Linked DNA regions of Homo sapiens: region 1 is linked to region 2. A link is an interaction called in ENCODE POLR2A ChIA-PET data of the cell type or tissue named here. Cell type or tissue: A673. All regions are shown on one strand. Region 1 holds the start of LINC00485 (long intergenic non-protein coding RNA 485). Region 2 has its middle 8.5 kb from the start of DRAM1-AS1.

Region 1 (2,500 bases), 850 kb before region 2:
ACACTGCAGCCTACAGAAAAAGCCAATTTGGAGGTAGAATCAAAAATTCTTGCAAAATAGGGCAAGACAAACCAGTCCTTCAAATATGAGGAAGTGAAAAGAAAGCACCCTATTGCTCCAGGAATACTGCTCCATCCCCACTCATTAAAGGATTGTAAAATAAAAGTTGCCAAAATCTGCCACCAGGTGTATAGTTTGAGGAGGGGGAAAGATAATCCGTTAATATACAAGGTTTTAAAACTCAAATTATTGCACTTTTCGGGCTTAATTCCACAAGTTTTTAATTGAAAATAAAATAAATATTTTATTTGGGCTCAGTGAAAGACTAGACACATTAAAATGATTACTGCAAGGGCGATGCAGCAGAACCTCTATTGCTCCACCCTGTGGAGTTGATTTAGGATATTAGTCTTTTTGCCTAAGCACCGCTGGATTCCTCGACCTCCTTTTCTCTTCCCTCCCCAGGAACTCTCCAACCTGAAAAGGAACGCCTTCCACTCATCAGTCCTGGCTTAGAACCAGCTTAGCTGGAACCAGAAACATGCTCCATTCATTTCAAGAGATTCAACCCTCATCGTTCCAAAAATTTAGTTTATATTTGATGAACTTAAAGTGGCATCCCGTCAACATACAGGCGGGGACGGTGGGTTTAAAACCAGTCCCATCCCCAGTTTGCCTCAGAATCCCCAAGGCCAGCAGGACTGCCTAGAGATCAGGAGTGAAGCTGGGAATGACCATTTGGCTACTGCAGCCCTCACCTTGCGCTTTTCCACCTAGATTTGTTTGTGGGGCAGGGGAGAGAACTGGAGAGAAGTGGGGCGGTGGTGGACAAATTCTGGGGGATAGGTGAAAAGAGAACATGAGACGTATCCGAATAAAGTTTTCTACGTCCTCAAAGAGAAATGGCACTGACGGAGAAACCGAAAAGAAACCTTCAGATTCTCACCAGCGGTGATTTGCGCTGCAAAGGGCGCAGAAACGCGGCTCTCAGACCTTGCCTGCGCGTGGGTTAATTAAAACCAATCCAGGTTCTGCAGCCCCCGACTCCTCCCTGCGGTTTAGCAGAAGGTAGGCGGGCTGCCCCAACCCTTAAATACCCACGGGTCGACGCCGGCCAGAACCACGGACAGCTCCCGCCCTGTGGCCCATGTGTCCTCCCAGCGCTGTGCGGTCTGCAGTTTCACCCGGAGGACAAGGAGTGTGGCTGCAGATCGGGTCGGCCTGCCCTTGCTCTGCTTCTTCCCCACCCACACTTGGTGGGTGTCTTCTAGGCTGTCCAGCCTTGAACTAAGCACCCCAAGAGGAGTCAGAGCCCGAGAGATGAGAAAGGGGCGCCCGATGAAGATCTAGGTCCGTCCCTCTCTGGGAGCTCAGCTACTGCGCCCGAGAGGCAGCGCTCAGACAGCGGGGAGGAGGCGGCCGCGGAGCCCCCGGAGATGGAGGGTGAAGGCCTGCTTTCAAAGTATCCCACGTCGTTCAGGTACCACTTCCTTTGAGAACTCTTGTTTGCTCACAAATGAGAGAGAGAGACCAGAGACGTATGAGAGGCCTCACTGTACAGTGAAACTGAGGTTTCCCAGCATAATAAGAGCAGTCCTCATCCACTTTCCCCTCCCTATCCCTTCTCCACGCTCTTTCTAACTTGGTTCTTCGAGGAAAGAGGTTAGCCAGATGTGAAACTCACTCATCCATCGCGCTTCCCCTTTCCCCAGCCACTGGTAGGTCTTCACACTCCCCACCTCCCTTCTTCCCAGACCTGCCAATCTTCAGGTCCCATGGAGAGAGCTGAGAAGAAGGTTGAATCTCCAGGGCCCAGATGGGTTGGGACCTGGGGGTTCTCTCCTTCTGGTGGAAGGTGGAGAGGGAGTGTGAGATCCTTCTGCTTCAGGTTGGTCTTTTCTACTGGCTTCTGTTTTAAGTGCAGGGGAGAGCTCAATGAAAAAGTCTGTTTCTCCAAGACTGAAGAAGTTTTTTGCAAGTGCAACCTTTGTTCAAAGAGTTGGACCTTTCTTTGTGTATGTGTGAGGAGGGGTGTGGGGGGATGAGTGAGGAATTCTGGGAAGCATATTTTAATTCATTTGATCAATGGCTTCCAAGTGTTCGGTCTCTGTTAACCCCCAAAGGACTCAGGGCTCGTCGTAGAGAGAGTGGGAGGCTGGACTAGGCAGTGGGGAGAAGATAGAGGAAGGTGGAAGGTGGCCACCAAGTTTTCTTCTTGGTTGGGCATTAGAATGGGAATGCAGACATGCTGTTGTCTTTAAGGATTTAGAATATAAATTACTGCTGTTGGTTATGGGTATCCGAACTAGAATCAGAAGCAGGAAGTGTTTGTAAAAGGGTGTCTGGAAATCTGAAAACTAAATATTCAGTTAGGCTTTACCTACTTAGTTGAAGACAGAAAAAAACAACCACCTGATATCTTCAGGCAAGTGCTGCATGCTCTAAAAAGACACCATTTGGGGAGTATAAAAGAATACACCAACATGATCTCTGCAGCAAA
Region 2 (2,500 bases):
ATACTTGCTCCTTCAAAATGTTTCTAAATTGTTGTTCACTGTTTTGTATTTCATCTCAGTGCTGCTTTATTTATAATATTATTAAACCTCAAAGAAACCCATATGGTGGAAGAGAATGAAGAAATTTTGTGATTTCACTGTTTTATTCCTTTATGAAAGAACTGACTTGAAAGTGAAAATTGTTTTAGTCTGCTTTTTATTCACAAGGACTGTGTCCCTGCTTTGCAATGGGATGGCTTAAACAGACAGGTAAATTATATTACACAATAATTTTTTTGACTGATGTATAATTCTAGAGAAATTGTCCTCTTTCCAACAGGTATGTGAAAGTTTATGTAGATAGTTGCTGTTTATATTTATTTATTATTTTTTTAATTGTTTTGTTTTGTTTTTGTTTATATTTAAATAAAGCAAACCCAGCCTTGCAAAAACACAAACATTTTTGTCCAAATACAGACAAGGAATATTGCTACCAGCAGCCCCACTCCTTAAAAATTTCTCGGTTCTTTCTAGCATTACATATTTATTCCTACTGCTTACCATTTTTTCCACTATATTGAGGACCTATAAAAAGCTAGCATTTTTAAGCTAACTTATTTATTTTCATGAGTTCATAATTGTTATATATATTTATGGGATACATGAGATGTTTTGATACCAGCATATAATGTGTAATGATCAAATCAGGTAATTAGGGCATCCATCACCTCAGCTATTTATCACTTATTTGTGTTAGGAACATTCTAGTTCCACTTTTTTTAGTTATTTTTAAATATACAATAAATTATTGTTAACTATAGTCACCCTATTATGCTACTGAATACTAGCTCTTATTCACTTTATCTAAGTGTATTTTTGTATTTATTAACAAGTCCCATTTTATCCACCCCTGCCTGTTACCTTTCCCAGCCTCTGGTAACCATCCTTCTACTCTCTGTCTCCGTGAGTTGTCTTTTTTTTTTAGCTCCCACATGAGTGAGGAAATGCAATATTTATTTTTCTGTGCCTGGCTTATTTCACTTAACGTAATGTCCTCTAGTTCCATCCATGTTGTTGCAAATGACAGGATCTTACTTTTTATGGTTGAGTAATATTCCATTGTGTATAAGGATCACATTTTCTTTATCCTTTCATTCACTGATGTACACTTAGGTTGATTCCATATCTTGGCTGTTGTGAATATTGCTGAGAGTACAGATATCTCTTTGATATACTGATTTTCTTTCTTTTGGATATATACAGAGTAGTGGGATTTCTGGGTCATATGGTAGTACTATTTTTATTTTTTTTAATGTTATACTGTTCTCCATAGTAGCTGTACTAATTTACATTTACACCAACAGTATACAAGAGTTCGCCTTTCTCCACAACTTCACCAGCATTTTTTATAGTTTGTCTTTTGGATAAAAGCCATTTATGGAGAGATGATATCACATTATAGTTTTGATTTGGATTTCTCTGATAACTAGTGATGTTGAGCATTTTTTATTTACCTATTGGCCATGCGTATGTCTTGAGAAATGTTTATTCAGATCTTTCGCCTTTTTAAAAATCAATTATGGCCAGGTACAGTGGCTCATGCCCATAATCCTAGCACTTTAGGAGGCTGAGGCGGGTGGATCACCTGAGGTCAGGAGTTCGAGACCAACCTGGCCAACATGGTAAAACCCTGTCTCTACTAAAAATACAAAATTTAGCCAGGTGTGGTGGCATGGACCTATAGTCCCAGCTACTCAGGAGCCTGACGCAGGAGAATCGGTTGAACTCAGGAGGTGGAGGTTGCAGTGAGCCGAGATGGTACCACTTCACTCCAGCCCAGGTAAAAGAGCGAAACTCCGTCTTGGGAAAAAAAAAAAGAATTATTGGTTGTTTTTTTTTTCCTATTGAGTTGTTTGAGCTCTTCATATATTCTGGTTATTAATCCCTAGTCAGACAGATAGTGTGCAACTATTTTCTCACATTCTGTGGGTTATCTCTTCACTTTGTTGATTGTTTCCCTTGATGTGCACAAGCTTTTTAGTGTGATGTGATTCCATTTGTCCTTTTTTTTTTTTTTTTCTTGCTTTGGTTAACTGTGCTTTTAAGGTCTTACTCAATAAATCTTTGCCCAGACCAATGTCCTAAAGTGTTTTCCCAATGTTTTCTTCTAGTATTTTCATAGTTTCAGGTCTTAGATTTAAGGCTTTAATCCATGTGATTTGATTTTTGTACATGGTAAGAAATAGGAGTCTAGTTTCATTCTTCTGCATATGGATATCCAGTTTTTCAAGCACCATTTTTTGAAGAGGCCGTACTTTCCCCAGTGTATGTTCTTGACACTTTCATTGCAAATGAGTTCACTGTAGATGTATGGATTTCTTTCTGTGTTCTCTATTCAGCTCCATTGGTCTATTTGTCTGTTTTTATGCCAATACCACACTCTTTTGGTTACTATAGCTTTGTATTATAATTTACAGTCAGGTAATGTGATTCCTCCAATTTTCTTCTTTTTGCTCAGGAT

Evidence for each region. ChIA-PET counts read pairs that join two places held together with the same protein. Peaks named below come from ENCODE experiments on the same cell type or tissue, not always from the same donor. Only the 100,000 strongest peaks of a DNase experiment are listed, where the experiment ranks them.
Region 1: POLR2A ChIA-PET joins it to region 2 with 7 read pairs; 3 of 35 experiments call an interaction of 5 or more read pairs at or near these places.

The regions. Positions count from the first base shown.
Region 1 is chr12:102,823,276-102,825,775 of GRCh38, reverse strand. LINC00485 (long intergenic non-protein coding RNA 485) reads left to right here and starts at 1,377. Exons shown (of 5, transcript NR_033855.1): 1 at 1,377-1,480. RefSeq lists silencers at 625-802, 991-1,285. In A673, no CTCF peak of the experiment used is centred here; a DNase peak (open chromatin) is centred at 1,135; H3K27me3 peaks cover 2,500 bases.
Region 2 is chr12:101,971,447-101,973,946 of GRCh38, reverse strand. No RefSeq gene overlaps it. Among named protein-coding and RNA genes, the nearest start is that of DRAM1-AS1, 8.5 kb to the right of the region's middle. In A673, no CTCF peak of the experiment used is centred here; no DNase peak of the experiment used is centred here.